Regions from separate parts of the Mus musculus genome. Here region 2 is linked to region 1. Evidence: chromatin loops called from intact Hi-C (ENCODE). Cell type or tissue: left cerebral cortex. All regions are shown on one strand. Links, peaks and the distances in the headings refer to the core of each region. The heading gives the core; the rest is flanking DNA. Region 1 holds the start of Atg10 (autophagy related 10). Region 2 has its middle 12 kb from the start of Ssbp2.

Region 1 (8,690 bases), core at 535-8,534:
TTGCAAACCCTGTCCAGACATTAAGCAGCCCTATTTCCACAAACATTTTGTTTATTTTTGCAGCATGTATCCTAAAAATACTAATTCTGTGGGTCCTCATGGGGAAAAAATAAAAACCAAAATTAACCTAAGACTCCAAAACAGAAAGTTTTTAAAACATGAATTTAATTCTTCAAGAGCCGGGCGGTGGTGGCGCACGTCTTTAATTCCAGCACTTGGGAGGCAGAGGCAGGCGGATTTCTGAGTTCAAGGCCAGCCTGGTCTACAAAGTGAGTTCCAGGACAGCCAGGGCTACACAGAGAAACCCTGTCTCGAAAAACCAAAAAGAAAAAAAAAAAAATTCAAGAACTAAAATCTGAAATTTGAACATGACCCACCAGGTGGAAACAAAGTCATTCCAAAAATCAGGCAGAGCACTTACAAAGACAGTATAAAAAGTACAAGGTACATACAAATACATACATGCATACATACATGCATGCATGCATGCATATGTAAATGGGACCAAGGGAAAGAGTATAGATTAAGCAGAACCTACTGGCTCGTGTTTAGGGACTGCTGTGTAAGGTAAATGAAATAAGCAGAATCATACTGGGTCATCAAAAAGGACGGTCATAGTCTGCTATTGCCATTTACTGCTAAAGGACGAGGCCTAACAAAGCATCCTACAGTGTAGAACTCTCTGTAACATTACCAACAGAGGAGCTGAAGAGGCAGCTCAGCAGTTAATAGTACTTGCTGCTCTTGCAGAGGACCAGAGATCAGGTCCCCATGTTCACATAGGTCAGCTCACAGGTCTAACTACAGCCTCAGGGAACTCCACCCTATTCTAACCTCCATGGACACACATCCACACATGGCAGCAACTCACAAAAAAACATGTATACACAAAATATATATTTTCTTAAATGTAATACTAATTGAGAGCTGGGGGTGTGTTCAGGAATAAAAGGGCCTGGGGTCAATTCCTATAACACCCCACCCCAAAAAAAACCACACACATACACAAACATAGCAGTAATAGAAGCTGAAAGATATGGCAAAACTGACCTGAGTCGGGAGAATGAAGAATTAAAGACTAACCTCAGCTAAAAAATGAGTAGCAGTTCTGCACAAACAGTGTGCTACATGACACTGTCTCAAAATCACCACCACCACCATCATCACCATCACGATGCAGTAGAGCCTCCTATACATAGTGTTAGTCAGTTACAGGTCAACAAGATGAGGAGAATGACAGCGTCTGAGTTCTCTCTGATACCTATAGCCATAACCAGCCATAACCAGCCATAACCGGCCCTCCATGCACTCCATGCTCATGTCTAAGTGCTAAAAGATAAGCCAAGGTACACTGATCCTTTCAGAAGCCGAGTAGCTAAGTGATTCAAGAATTGGGCAGTTTCAGAATGCAAGCAGTCGGGGGCTCTACCATAGAGGAACAAGGCAAAGGCTTGTCCAGACAGGAACACAAAACAAGGTAAGGAGGCATCTGAAAACTTTAAGGGAAGCGGCAGGCTTATTTGGATGATTCCAGTGGAAACTCGTCAGCTACAGGTCGGCTGCTAGGGAGAGCTTAAGTTTTATTTTCCTTGAACTTGACAGTTTTCACTGAGTTGAGTTTTTGTTTGCTGATGTGAGAGCTCACAGTAATGACCTCTCAGGCAACAATTCCCAATTATTTTTAACACAGTAAGCTGTGTTTGTGCAGAGTATGTGGCATGTTTCCATCTTTCCTTTGACCATCATGAAGCTCAGAACTCCATCTGTGACTGCCTCTGTGACTGTATGGAAGTAGAAAAAAGTTCTGGTGGAGGAGTCTGGGGAGCACGTTCAGAAATGGCACCTCACAAGGGGAAACAAAAGAAGGAAGAACAGGTCATCAGCCTTGGACCTCAGGTGGCTGAAGGAGGGAATGTATTTGTTGCCTGCCACATCTTTGCATCCTTCGATGACACCCTGGACCATGTCACGGATCTTTGTGGCAAGCAAACCATCTGCGGAGTGACTGGCAGAATGAAGGTGATGGCTGACCGAGATGAGTCCTCTCCGTATGCAGCCATGTTGGCTGCCCAGGATGTGGCCCAGAGGTGCAAGGAGCTGGGCATCACTGTCCTGCACATCAAACTCTGGGCCACAGGAGGAAACAGGACCAAGACCCCTGGACCAGTCAGCCCTCAGAGCTCTTGCTCGTTCTGAGATGAAGATTTGGTGGATTGAGGATATCACCCCCATCCCCTTGACAGCACTCGAAGGAAGGGGGAGGGGGTCATTGTGGTGGCCGTCTGTGAACAAGACTTCTCAAATTATTTTCTGTTAATAGATTGCTTTGTGTAAGCTTAAAAAAAAAGTAGAAAAAAAATGTGCAGCCCCATACAGGATGTATTTCTGTGTCACTCGTCCTAATATCTTTTTACTCAAGCTTCATATCTTCATGACCAGGATTTATCTTTGTTTTTATATCATTTATGGGTTATAAGTCAGCTCAAATACTTTTGGGACAGACAGGACATGAATTTAAAATTATAAGCAGCACAGATAAAATGGCTAATATAAAAGAAACCTGATAACAAGATAGGAAGAAAAAATAGTGAGCCCTCAATATCATCCTGAGAGATTTGAGACTTTTAAAAGAAAAGGTATAAATAAGAATAAATCATGGCTTTGCTTTCCACAGTGGGTAATCAACTTTATATGAAGACTTCCAAGCTGAAAGAACACAAATAAAATACAATAAAATCAATGATAAACTATACAATCACTGTTTGAAGAATTAATATGGGTTATTGATGTAATAATTAAAAATAGCATTATTTAGCCTTTCCTATGTAAAAAACCATGGTAACTAAAATCCACATAGCATCTTTTAGAGTGTTACTATAATTTTCTCTATAGATGAGAAAGCTGAGATACAGGAAAAGCAGCTGGCTATAGCAGTTAAAGGCAGTAACAGCCAAGAACAGCCAAGACCCACAGCCTATGCTCTGGAGGAAGTAAGATTCCAACTAGTCCAGGAACTATGACTGAAAAGAGCTTTATAGCACTGAAAAAGATGTAGACAGAGCAATCAGGAACCTGGAAATAGGTTGAAACGACTCAGAGTGGATTGAGGACTACAATAAACTCTGGGGAACAGGAAGTAAGCAGGTTACAAGGAGCCTTCACACTCAAGAGAGTCCACTTAAAACAGTAAGCAGTAGCAAACCGTGGTGGGTTCCAGAGCACCAAGAGGCAGATGAAAGCTCTTCTTGGAAAGATAGTGCTCGGTGATATGAAGTCACCCTAACTTCAAGGGCAAGCTTGAAGTAGCCATGCCCCCTTGGCACTACAGACCAGTGACCCAGTGTAGTAAAAGGTCAAGAAGAGCACAATATCCTCTTATCCTACTTTCCAATTGTTTTTATAGCCTGTTGTCAACGTACCATCACCAGGTAATCTCTATAGCTCTTTCTTTTGGATGTTGATTATACTTGTGATTCAAACATAACCTCCGAGGTCCAAAGCACATCTTAAGGCCTCAAGATAATATTTAAATCATCCTCACTCTGAAACTCTCTACTTATGTAAGCTTTACTGTTTTTCCTAAAGGGATGCTTATGTTTCTAAGAAATTTATTGAACGTTAAAAAGTGCTATCAAGATATAATTTGTTCTGGGCATGGTAGTAGATGTTTATGCTCTAGAGGCAACATGATGGTGAGTTCTAGACTAGACTGGACTCAGTAAGACCCTGTCTAAAATATAAAACTGTGGGGGTAGTGTGGTACAGTTGGCAGCATGGTTGCCTAGCCTGCACAAAGGCCTGAGTTCAATTCCCAGCATCACATAAACTGGGCATTGTGTTTAATACACACAGAACTTGGGAAGTGGAGACAGGATCAGCTTAAGGTCAGCCCTAGCTGTCCAGGAAGCTCAAGGCTAGCCTAATCTAGAAAATCTAGACAGGGAAAGATATAATTTTTAAAGCACTGTCTTAGATATCCCCACTTTGTATAGTAAGATCTACACCCTAATCTTGAAATATTCCATATTCAAATGAATCCAGCTTAGAACTATTTACTCTAGTTTCTTCCATTAAAATATAAATAACAACTTTCTGGGTTTTTTTTTTTTTTTTTTTTGCTCATTGAGACAGGATCTAGCCATGCATAGTGCAGGCTAGCCTCAAAATGGAGGTAGCTCTGCCTCTAGCTATGCCAGGCTGGGGTGTGTATAGCCCATTGCCCCACACTTGGGTGAGAGGGATAGGCCATCAAGCTCAGGCATGACGTCTTTAAAACTGCTCTGTGAGACTTTTAACTCCCTTGTTGCTCTGAATTTTTTTTTTTCTGCTAAGTTTTTCATTCTGTGTCATTTTTTCCTGTCAATATCGGACACTTTGGAAGCAATGAGGAGCAATGGTACCTGGAATCCTAAAATAGACTTGAGTCCTGCACAGGGTCTGTGTTCTCCAACCCTAACCATCATAAATGTTCACTTTCATCACCACAGTGGGGGCCACTGTCACATTATAATGACCCAAAGTAAGCCTTTGGAAAAGAACTATTGCACTTAGAAAGAGGAAGCCAATTGTCAAAGAGAACTTAAAACATGAACACAAGCACTGGAGGGAAGCTGATGGCCCCTGTAACCTGAGATGGGGGTCTATAAACTCAGCTTCTCTGAGGAGAGGCTGAGGCAAGAGGCTCAAGATAGGTAAAACAGGCATGAGAGTGCCCACTAGGAATCCCAACACTTGTGTGACAGAGGCAGGGTTGTTTAGAGTTCCAGGCCAGCGTGGGCTACATAGTACAAATCTCTCTCAAAAACAAACCCAAGACTGTTCTGGTTGGTTTGTTTTGTTTTGTTTTGTTTTTTCCTTACAGTTGGAAACAATTTACATCTTGCCGAAAACATGTAACTGCAGAAAATGGGGCTCCATTTTGATTCTGAAACCCTGGGCTTTACTACCAAGATTTTCATAATTATCACTATAGATGCAAGTATGGCTTCTATAAATCAGTTAACTAGTCCTTTATCTCCGCCCCCCTCCCCCACCTTCCCGGTTTTATAGATTATGGGGGGAGGAGGTTGTGTTGGCTGCAAATCTGAAAAGCCTGCCAGTCACTTAACTTCCTTTGTTTCAAGGTCACGTGAGCACATTCCTAGCACAAGGTGGAAAGGTCGCCTGGGCGGCCCGCGCCCACCTCCCAGGCCTGTTACTGGCTGGCCGATCCTCCACCCTTCTCAGGTCCCAGGAGGCGGGCGAGGGCTGCAGGCAGCGGCGGAGGTACCGCCGTGGTTAGGTCGCCGAGGTTAGGTGTACTCACCCCGCTCGCTCGCCCTGACCTGGAGCCGGCGGCGCGCACGGGGCGGAGCGGGGAGGGACGGGGCGGGGCCGGGACCGCAGGAGCGACACGGCAGCGGAGGAGCTCTGCCCGCGCTGCGGTGAGCATGCGCAGTGGGGCTGCACGGTGACGTCCGGGCGAGACCTTCCTGCAACCCGGGCGCCAGCAGCCTTCACTTTCCCGGAGCCTAACCCGCTTGGTGCTCTCGGCCAGGCAGGGGCAACCCCGAGCCAGGGTATCTGCACTCCCTTCCCCACACGCAGTCATTCTAGACGCCTGGCTATAAACAGGGGACTCGTGACAAGTAGAGTGCGAGCCAGGATGAGGGCCGCGAGCATCCCCAAGAGCCTAGAGAGCAGTACCAGCTAAATGAGGTGGTCACTGCCACCCATTTAAGGCTGGGGCGAGAAGTTAGGAATTCGAATGCTAGTAACTGTATCATTTGCAGCACAAAAATCAGAAAATACCAATCAGTAAAATGAAACCAAGAGGCAATGGTAGGGCCAAGGAAAATACCAGAAGATGTAGGAGTCTTAGGGGTTATGGGGACCGATAGAATATCTCAGGAAAAGCATGTCTGGTCCTTTAAACAGTACAGTATTTCTTAGAAAAGAAACAGGCAAAATGAAACTGCTGTCTTCAAATGTGAAAAGGGAAATTTTGGTCTTGAGCAAGTAGTGTAAGATTACCATGTTAAGTAGCTAATAAATTCCTGGGACTCTAGGTAATGGTTTTGCAATTTCCTGTAAGTCCATATTGTTTCGAAATAAAAGGTTAACAGTGTGTGTGTGTATGTGTTCTGAGTTTGTTTTATAATTGGACAGAACATAGATCTGTAGTGACCACTGGCAAAAGATGGGGAAGGGGCTAACTTTAAAAGGGGCTTAGAAGTTAGAAGGATGGTAGAAGGATGGTAGTTTCTGATTGTTGGTTTTATTGATGATTAAACCACTATTTTGTTTGTCAAAACAAAAACCAAAAAAAGTGACATTTTGCCACACACAAAATAGTTTTAAAACAGTTTTGTAAAAATGAACTTTAACTTTTTTGAGCAACTATTAATTAATTGGTAGCACCTAATTTAATTTATTTTTTAATTAGAAGGAATCTGTAGCCTAGGCTAGCCTGGAACTGTAAATACTTCTACATCTAAGTGTTAGGATTAAAGCTTGGAACATCTTAACCTGCTTCTATTTGACGTGTTAGTTTGTTTTGAAGGATAAGAAGTTATTTGTAGGGTATGGCAGCTCATGCTTATAACCCCAGCACTCAGTGAAGTAATAGGGGGTGGTGGCAAGAGGAATTCAAGGCCAATCTGGGCTATAGAGGAAATTCTAGAGCAGCCAAGTCTGCTTTATTATTTTCTAAAAATAAAGTAAAAATTACCAAAAAAAAAAAAAACCTGCCCATGTAAAAATAAGAATCATTAATTTACCATACTATTGTACTCAAAATTTTAGAATACGTACCACAAATTATACCACATTAGCTTAAGCCCGGCATTCTATACCAGAGCCAGTTTCAAATGACATGATTCACCTATGGTAGACAAAAAAATAGGATGTAAGTCACGTCACCTCAGTGCATTTCCCTGTACCACGGTTCTAGTCGGTGTTTGCACACAGCATGGTAAAGTTCCTGAGGGCGTGGTTTCTAGCATCCTTAGATTCATATAAGACTCCAAATGAGTAGTCATTGAATAAAACAATGAAGCAATCACAAAATAAGAGGAGGAAAGCTCAAATGAACTAGCGACTACGACTGCTTACCCGTCATATTTGAATATTCTGCCTCAGCCCCCAAAATACTGATAGTATTTTACCTAACAGGTAAAACACTTGACTGGCCTGTCTGAGGCCCTGAGTTCCACCCACAGAAACAGAGGAGTGTGGACAAGGAGGAAGAGGAGAGAGAAAGAAAATGGAAAGAGTGTGATCTTGAAGCTGCATATGCTCAGTGCACAGCCAAATGCATAACAGAATAAAGCAAGCAAGCCTAGAGAGGAGAGACGGCTGATTTCCAGTTTGCCAGGGCAGTCGAGAGGAGACATGAAAACACACTGTATAGGAAGCATGCTCCGGTAGCGAGCCTGTACATTGATGCTCGATTGTGTGGCTGCATGATGCTATATGTCTAACAAAACCCATAGCCGGGCAGTGGTGGCGCACGCCTTTAATCCCAGCACTTGGGAGGCAGAGGCAGGCTAATTTCTGAGTTCGAGACCAGCCTGGTCTACAGAGTGAGTTCCAGGGCAGCCAGGGCTACACAGAGAAACCCTGTCTCAAAATAATAATAATAATAATAATAATAATAATAATAATAATAATAATAATAAATAAGTAAAAATTTAAAAAAACAAAACTGAACACCACTGAAAACAAATCCACAGGTCAATTATGGACCATGTGAATATTGATATACAAAAATTGGTACATCGTTTGGGTGAAATTCTTTCTATATGTGGAATGAGAAAATTCTGTGCTAACTGTTCAATTCACTGTAAGCCACTTTTTTTCTACAAAGAAATTAAGTCTTTAACTAAGAAAATGATCCTGCAAACCAGGTGTGGCAGCTGCTACCTGCTCATCATAGCATTCAGACAGCAACCCATGCTGCTGCGAGTGGGAATCCAGTCTAGTCTACACAGCGAGGACCATGTTCTTTGTTGTAACCTACAGAATTAGCCACAGGACTGACATTTGTGGGTTTGAACTTCTTACTGTTGTCCTTACTTCTTGTGTCCGGCCGGCAGATCACAGCCTGGGTTCTAGCCTGGAAAGGCATTTTGGAAACCTGGAAGAGAAGAGGGGCTAGGCGATGAGAAAAAGAAATGCAGCTAAGACAGGCATTCTGATCAAAGCTCAATTTTACTGTTCTGCACGCAGTTATGAAGCAGGGGAAGGGGGCCGATTCCCGCCAATTAATCTTGGAGTCCAGTAGCAGGGTGACCACGTGTATGGCTCCAAACAGCAAAGCGGCAGGTTCCAGCAGTGGGCGTGGCAGAACGATTGAGTGGGAAGCTCCACCCCTGAGCAAGCAGGTTTCAGGCTGGGGGAGGGGAGACTACAGTTACTGTCTTCTGTTATTGGATATATTTTTGGGCCCAGGCTGACTTGGAATTCACTAAATAGCCAGCTTACCATGGACAAACACATGTGAGCAATCCTCCTGCCTCAGTCCCCAAAACATTTGGCTCGAGGATCTCATTTTTGAGGGTCTAGTTTGTACTAGGAAAATCATCTTGTATACCAAACCCTATTTGAACAACTTAAATAATGATCAGACTATCTAGTAAATGCTGCCTATGTTCTATTTCAAGGGACATTTTTCTCTTTCAAGCACTTGAAGATAGTTTAGAACTGAGTTG
Region 2 (8,690 bases), core at 337-8,336, 230 kb after region 1:
CATTGGAGGTTTCAGACTGTGAGGGACAATAGAGGTGACAGTTCCAGTGTCCAGCATGTGGTCCAGTGTAAGCAGCAATCTTGGTGCTGTAAGAAGAGGGCCAAGGTGACTGTCTTCTTCTTGCAACTGTGATATGTACAGGCCAACACTAAGATGTTCGTTACAATTAAAAACCTCATAGGCATTTAACACAGTTGTTCTTGAGCATACACACTCTGAAAATCATGGCATTTAACTTGTTTTGTTGAGATTTTTTTGTAAGTTCTTGAGATGTGATTTTTTTTTAATTACATTATTTTCCATAAACAAGTGATTGTGATAGCTTGTGATTGGTGAACTCGAAGAACAAAATGACCAAAATGTCTGTGGGACGATACCTAGCACACACACCTTCAAGATATTTGGGGGCACATACAGATTTGTGTTTAGTTTAGACATTAAAATGGGCCCTCTTTTTCTCCACTCTCTTTCTTCCAGGTAAACTTTCCAGTATGGAAAAAGAGGAGGAGGAAGGGGAGGAGGAAGAGGAAGAGAAGAAGAAGATGACCATTCAGAATGGTAAGTAATATGCCAGGGAGATAGCTCAGTCAATAAAGTACTGGCCACCCAATCACAAGGACGTGAGTTTGGATCCCAGCACTGAAAAATCCAGGTTTTGTTGGGTGTACTAGGGCGGTTTGAAGAGATCCTTAAGCTCACTGGCCAGCTAGTCTAGCCAAATTGGTAAGATCCAGATTTAGGGAGAGACTTTGTCTTTGAAAATGAAGTGGAGAGCCATAGAAGAAGACACCCAATGTTAACCTCTGACCTGCACACCCGATTACAGACATGCACACAAAAAAACAGTAACTAAGATGTTCTTAAAGTAATCCCTGTTTTATTATTTTCTGCCATAACTTGAAATATATCAATCACTTAAAAATATGTTAATGGAAAAATATGTAAGTCATTACTAACCTACAGTAATGAATTGTGACCACCCTTGATACTGTTGAAATAACTTCTGGACCTTGAATCTGAAGATATGGTTGTAGATTAATAAGCTCTTTCTTTGTAGGACAGACTGCCATTTTCAAAGAGAAATCACTCTCAAGTGTTATCTCAGCTGAAGGGCACACCACAACTCTATTATCATTGCATTACAAATTTATGGAGTCTAAATCAATGAGTTTGAACGACGCAGACAGTTGGAGGGTTGAGGAATCCATGAGGTCAGTATGTAGTAGCAGTTACAGGAATCACATGTCAAGGTCTTCAGTGCCTCCGCCTAGCTCTGTTAGGATGCTGCACTAGACTGAAATTCTAAACTGGAATGGGGCACTCTTTCTTTGTCCTAGTAGTTTTTGAAAGTTATTTCCCATTTCATTATGTTGTACAGTAATTTTGATACGATAACACGATGTTATGAATATAGTTCAGTTATTAGTGATTTCAAAAAAAAATTAAAGAATTGGTAATGGTCTCTCAGTAGAGCCCGTGATTGATGAAGAAGCCACTATTTTTTTCTATAGCTTAGAAATTTTCTGAATCCCATTATAACATTCCTTCTAGCTTCAGAACTGCTTTGCATTTAGTGTTGATTCTGCCTTTTCTATTATATAGAAATGTAAGAGAACAATATCCTCAGACCAATGTTAATTTCTTTGTTTTCCTCTTTTAATGTCCACTAGAATCTTATTAGTAGTAAATTATTTAAAACTTGATTTTGATTTCATTTCTCAACATGATTTTTATGTTTCTACAGTTCTAAAATAGCACTTCTAAGTATAGGAGATAAAGCCATCTGGCTAGAACAATCTAGATTTAGTTCTACCAAGGCCAGGAATACAGCCTGATTCTATCTTTGAGATCCATCAAAGCAGGGGTGTGCGGATGTGGGAGACAGAGACCCCCTTTCAAGGAGCCTGCTAAGGTGCTGGGGAGTAACAGCATGCCAGGGGCTGCCTCAGCTGCCAAGCATCACGGCTGTACAGATCACACTTGGCCCTGCACATCTTACATCTGATAGGTGAGTCTGGGTAAGCAGGCTCTTGTGCCAAGATCAGGACTCTCAGTGGATGCTACAGGCTTTAGAGATACCTGGCAGGTTGGCTTAGTCTCTGTCCGGTCTATACTCCATTTTCCTTCTCTGTCCAGTTCTGCTTCCTTGACCTTCCTGTTCCAAGGAAGATCTCTCAGGGACATCTGCACCCTAAACTCCACACAATGCATTCAGAGAACTTTACTCAAATCAGAGGTAAGTAACATAGGAACTGGAAGCTTTTCCAATCAAGTTCTGAAAGAGCTAAGTCAGAACTTTGAAAGACTAATTGTCTTGTCTTGAATTTATTTTTTTTCCCCAAATAAAAGTCCTTCTTGTTTGGTTCCTGTGTCAATTTTTGATTTGTTTTCATTTTTCTGGTGTTTGTTTCAGGGAAGAGTTGCAGAAAGCTCTTTGCAGTTAAAAGTTTAAAGAGTAAAATGTTGATTTCCTTGTTTTGGATTGTTAATAGGATGGATTCTGTAAGCTACACTTGGTTCTTTCACATAAAATAATTAACAGCTAAATAATGCATATACTCAACCAAACCAAACTCATTGATTGTGAAAAAAATCTACTGGTGATTAATCTTTGAGAACGAGGTTGATTGAATAGGGGCAAATGGGATGACTCTGTGGGTAAAGGTGCTTGCCACTAAGTCAGACAGCCTGGGAGCTCTGTCCCAAAGACCCACAGGATGGACTATAACAAGAGCCCAATCCTGAAAACTCATCTTAAGACTTTTATGTGTGTGTTATGTGGTAAAGCACACAGATGCACATGAGTGCATGAACATGGACACACACACACCAATAAACAATGAATAAAAACATTTAGGTGTAATTAAAGGAAAGAGGTTGGTTGACTAATCTTTGCCATTTACAGCTCCTCTCCTGTAGAGTAGTATTCTTCATTTTCTCATTTCTCACTCCTCTTACCAGGTTGCTCCCTCACCAGTGTGCAAACGGATCTCTGACTACTTTTCCTTTTGTGTTCTCCCTTCTATGGCTTTTTCACGTAGTTTTCAAACTAATTTTTTTTTAACTTTAAACCTAGTCAGGACATTCCTGCTTAAAATCTACTGTTGCCACCTTCACAACTCTTTGGGGATTGAAAAGCCAGTTCCATGGTCCTTGTTGCTAGTTTTTCCTGAAGCTGTTTCTTGACCCTCTGGTTTTATCTCCAGGTCTAGCTCTCAATCACCCCACTTCTGGTGCAATTTTGAATGTACATGGTCTCTCTTGCTTTTGCAGTCACTTCTTCTTTGCTTGAAACTTTCCCCCCACTCATTTAATGTCAGATCAGTATTATTTTTCCTTTAAGGCTCCATTCAAGTAAAAAATTAAAAAAAAAAAGTATTCCTTCATGTCCTAGAGTACACAGTGTCACTAATGTTGCCCACAGTACTTCCATGATTCTACCGAATGTAAACTGTAGTTCTTTATAGACTGAGTTCCACAAAGAAAAAAGCTTATGTGTGTACCTTCCACATTTATTTTAGTGCCCAGTCATGATGGGTACGCAGTACAGATTTGTACCTTTCTCTAAATTTCTTTACAGGAGTGACTATTTCTTTGAATCCTTTCTACTGTTTAGCAAAATACCATATAGCACAATGCTACACAGTACAGGTATTAAATGCATATTTGGTGAGTGTTCTAATTAGCAGGCTAACTTAAAAAAAAAGCTGAATGTTAATTGACCAGAAGTCTGGAGATACGGTTTTATTCTACTCCAGAGCAGTCACCTAAGCCATGAACTACAAGCTAATGTTATTCACAGGAGAGCAACTTTGCCTGGCTGCCTATGCTGTTGTGATATTAGCTATGCAAATAAATATTTTGATTGTTCTTTTGGGAGGAGAGGATTACTTGATGACTGTCTCAGAGTATATGTCAGCTTATTATGAGGAGGAGGACCAGTAGGCTTCGTGCACTGATGTTCCCCCACTGCTGTAGCTGATTCAGAGAGGGAACTATGTCTAGCCAAAGATAAGAAAGAATTTCTTCGCTGGAATCCAGACCAGACATTTTGGCAACTCCCTCTCTGCAAATGTGACTAGATGACATCACAATTCCCACTGTCATCCACAAGCCTGTGAAATTCAAAACGATGTCACTACAGTGAACAACTGCTACCAGGGGAATAAAAGCTGTTGAATTTGGTGTTGTATTCACCATTGGCTGCATTTTTAAAAAGAGCTCACGAGTAGACACAGAATCGACATCTTGGGTGATGCTGACAAATATCATCCTGCTCTTCTGTTTCACTGGGCTGAGATGTCATGAAAACTCAGTTAAGTAAAAGGCACCCCCCCCTCTCTCTCTCTCTCACACACACACACACACACACACACACACACACACACACATACACACACACACACACATTGCATTACAGGTTGCAAGAGATGAGAATGGAATGATTCCAAAGGAGCTTGAGTTCATAGCAGTGCAGCCTGGACAAGTGAACCAATCTGGTTGTGTGTGGTTACAGACCCAATAGGCTATGACCAGATCTACAGAGGAAGGAATAGTTACAGCTATTTTTTCAACAGTCAGAATGTACCAAGCTCTGGGCCAAACCCAGTATAAGTGATTCCCGCATGACTCTCAGAACAACCTTAATACATATTGAGTAAGATTGTCTTGGTTTGCAGTTGGTGAAACTGAGGCACAGAGAGGTTTAGAGACTTGCATAAGAGCACAGAGCTGGGAACTGATGGAGCAAGCGTATCCAAAGCCACGTTGAGGAGGTTCAGCAAATGGAGCTACAGTTGAATTCCAGACACATTAGCAAAGAGCATTCCCCAAAGCAAAGGACAAATTGAAGTAGGAATTGTGGGGCTTGGAGACCGGACTTGTCTTCTCCATGGTGTGTGCATCCAGCTGTAGGGACACCGTGACGTCTGGGATCACATAGGTAATTTGCAAGTTCATGCACTAGGAGAGGAGGTAGAAATGCATCCATAAGTATAATCTGCCAGGGCCAGGGGTTATAGGCACCGGGAGGCTGGCCTGAATAAACTCTGAGGGAAGAGTTCACGGGCCTATAAGCAGTATGGAGAAGAGAGCCATGATGAAACGTATTACTAAAAAAAAATCTGCTGACATGTGCCGTTTGTTTCCTTATTGTCAGCAGCACCGAGTCCCTTGGAACTCCAAGCCAGGTAAATCTGTGACTGAAAAATAGAGGGAATGTTTTTCTCTTGTATGTCCTGCTCACCCAAATTCTGCTAAATCAGTTTGGATACTGGAGCAATAAAGTGGACTCAGAAACTTTACCATCTAAGCAGGCGCTGAGATTTTTTTGTCCATTCTTTTTTCTTCCTAAGAATGTAAAAAGCTCTGTTCTATGAGAGTGGGTAGAGGGCTGGCATGAATAGTGGGAACATGAAAAGGGGCTAGGATGTTTAGAATCATTCAGCTAATACTTATTGTTATTGTGTACTAGATGCTGTCCTAGATCTCCCGTGTGTGACTATAAAGAGAAGAAGAAAGATCAAGGGATGACTGAAGATGTGGGATTAAGCATATTTTAGGGTGTTGTATTAGACATCTTTCAGGGGCTCTCAGAGAATATATCTCTGGAATTAACATTCCAGAAGTCTTGAATAATGAGAACAAGCAGAGGGAAAAACATTCCAGGCAAAGGAAACAGTTAGGGCAAAGGCCCTGGGGCTGGAACCTGGGAGGAGGAAGAAGGAACCGAGCCTTTGCAGTTAGCCACACTGGGACTCTGAAAAGCACATCTGAAGTCATCCCTGCTCACATACGATGCCAGGAAACCTCTCCAACCCTTAACTCTCTGGTACTCCTTCTCCTTATTACTGGCATTGTTCTTGCTAAGTAACTTAAAATTTCCACCTTACAAATTAATTTTAAAAATTGCTTGGCGTATAAGCTGCCAGATAACAAAAATGCAATAACAGAGGTCATCGATAATAAGTAAAAGATATAGATGACAGGTTTCAAATCACCTTGGCCACGGCAGTGGTGAGGTTTGGAAATGAAAGGCTGAAAATCATGTACTATTTATTATTTTAATAAATCTGTCTTGATGTCAATGTAATCGAATGTTGCCACAAAATAATGGACTCTGCCGTTACCTAAATGTTGAGGCCAAGCTCTGATGTTTATTTCCAAGACAGGAGACATTGATCCCCTCACTAATAGAGTATTACAAGTTTATTATGCTAAGTAACCAAAGTTGATTTCATTGTTTGATTTGATGGATGTCAGTGCTGTCAGAGTTCAGAATGGTCTGGGTCCAGAAGGACACTAGGATGAATATTTTTTTCTCTCTCTCCTTAATTAGGCATCCTTGGAATTCACTCTAGGACAAAATCAATAAGAGGAAAACTTTGGGATACTTAGTCTCCAGGATCTTTCTGTGGGCTTCCCGGGGACTGGGATTATTTGGCCCAAGACTGTTCTCCCTTGAGACCAAAATGAGTCTGAGGCCAGACAGTGTGTGAGTTGGATGGGGCCCCACTGAGCTGGAGAGACAACAGGAAATGTGATGAGAGGAAAAAAGACAACTATAACAATAGAAGGAGGAAGTGAAGCCATAAAGCAAGAGAAGGAGGAAAAGTAACTGTGAGTTACACAAAGGCCAAGAGGAAAGGAAAACCAGACAGAAGCACATAGCTAAACAACACAAGTTCTACAGGGAAGATTGCAGCCTGCTGACAGAGCTCCAGGATACCTGGTCTTTGATTTTATATTTACCAGTCCCCAGAGGAAGGTCATGTATGGTCGGATGACTAAATGGACAGAGAAACACCCAGCTTCCTCTCTTCCTAAGGGGAATGTGAACTGAAGACTGCCATATTAAGGCTTTATGTATCATGGGCCATACAGACACGCAGATGTAAATATTATCTGAAAGAGGAACAAACAAGATAATGAGTGCAAAGACAAAGGAGAGTCTACTGTTTCATTTAGTAAAGGAAGAAATGTATCTCTTTTAAATAGGGAAAAAGAAACAGTTGTCATTTCTCCTCATTCTCTGTCTCTGTCTCTCTGTCTCTCTGTCTCTGTCTCTCTCTGTCTCTGTCTCTCTGTCTCTCTCTGTCTCTGTCTCTCTCTCTGTCTCTGTCTCTGTCTCTCTCTCTGTCTTGTTTTTTTGGAGACAGAGTTTCTCTGTATAGCCCTGGTTATCCTGGAACTCACTCTGTAGACCAGTCTAGCCTTGAACTCAGAAATCTGCCTGCCTATGCCTCCCAAGTGCTGAGATTAAAGGCATGGGCCACCCCTGCCTGGCATTTCTCCTCTTAGTATCTTATAGCGAGCCATAGCGTATCCTTCAAAGTAGTAAAAATGAGAAGTAATGAGGAGCCTGCCTAAGGACGAGGCTCAAAGGTAGCAGACTGACTCAGGATTATTGCCCAATCAGAGGACTTAACTTCAGGAGCTCAATACACCCCAGCCCACCATATTGAAGCAATAGCTTATGCATTCTGCTCTTATGTGCTTAATCTAACCTGAATTCAGAGATGCTTGCCCTTCCAGAAGCTTATGATACACAATGGACTAAATGTTACAGACAAGGGTGGTTGTCATGGTCTGTGTGACAGATTCCTGACAGATCATGATAAGGCAACCTGGGAACAAATCACAATCTTGTCATTTACTAGTGTGTGAAAGACTATTACAGAAACAATGCCTGCATTCAGGTGGACGCAGCTCACTCAGTAGAGTACCTTCCTAGCATGCATGAAGCTCTGCTATTTGAACTTAGTTATGCATAAATGTGGCAAGAGTGATGTGCATCCCTGTAATCAATACCTTTTGGTATTGCCATCTACTTCTGGATTATTACTTCAAGGTCATCCTTGGCTACATACTGAGTCTGGGGCCAGTCTAAGCTATGTGAGACACTGTCTCAAATTAAAAAAAAAAAAAACACGAACAAACAAACAGTTGCTAGGAGAATTAAGTAGAAAGGTACCTGGCATACTTTTTGAAATGTTTGAGTTAGCGCATGAACCTGTAGTATGGGATACAAGAATGGAATTTCTTACATGGCTGAACCATAGGGTGCTTTTAGAAGTCTAACCACTTTGGCTTACAAAAATAGAGGTTTCCAGTGTAGCATATTCCCACTAAAGCTCCTTATTTCTTTCACATTTTGTCCATTTTCCAACAGTTAGAAGGAAAAAAGAAAGAAGAGGAAAAATAACTGAGGAAAACAGACAGGCGCAGGAAAGGGTGAAGGGGTGAAGGCTATGTTCAGTGTTGTCTGGGTCTTTATACTGACTGGAAGCTGAGCTGAGATCAGTCAAAGTCCCCAACCTTCTCACATCCTGCGGTAAAGGAAGCTCTCTAGCATGTACCAGGGTTTCTGAGGTAACACCGTGGTATGTATTTCCTTGTGCTAGAAGTGATAAACACTTCCTTGAAGAAAAAGCCCAACTGTACAACAGAGCTGACATGTCCTAAGAGGATCCAAGGCTGTGGCCAAAACCATCCTGAGCACTGTTGATCCAGTTTAAAAGAATGCAGGATACAAAGGGAATCAAAAGAGGGAGTTGAAATCTGGAGGTGACGCTTCCAGAAGAATGGTTGGGAAAGAGCTCAGGCCTGGGCTTGAGACCACACTCCTCTCTAGACCAGGTACCTTCCTCACCACAAGGAACTTTACCTATCTTGCTTCTGGAAACAGGACC

The links. Hi-C counts contacts between places; a loop is a spot of excess contacts. Peaks named below come from ENCODE experiments on the same cell type or tissue, not always from the same donor. Only the 100,000 strongest peaks of a DNase experiment are listed, where the experiment ranks them.
Region 2: a loop joins it to region 1, with 2.2 times the contacts of the local background. A loop is called at or near these places in 17 of 42 quality-filtered maps.

What each region holds. Positions count from the first base shown.
Region 1 is chr13:91,218,634-91,227,323 of GRCm38, forward strand. It overlaps Atg10 (autophagy related 10), which reads right to left and starts at 5,354. Exons shown (of 8, transcript NM_025770.3): 1 at 5,306-5,354. It also overlaps the pseudogene Gm17450. In left cerebral cortex, for the core only: no CTCF peak of the experiment used is centred there; a DNase peak (open chromatin) is centred at 5,428; H3K4me3 peaks cover 1,393 bases; H3K27ac peaks cover 1,531 bases.
Region 2 is chr13:91,445,078-91,453,767 of GRCm38, forward strand. No RefSeq gene overlaps it. Among named protein-coding and RNA genes, the nearest start is that of Ssbp2, 12 kb to the right of the region's middle. In left cerebral cortex, for the core only: no CTCF peak of the experiment used is centred there; DNase peaks (open chromatin) are centred at 1,926, 4,065 and 6,501; H3K27ac peaks cover 442 bases.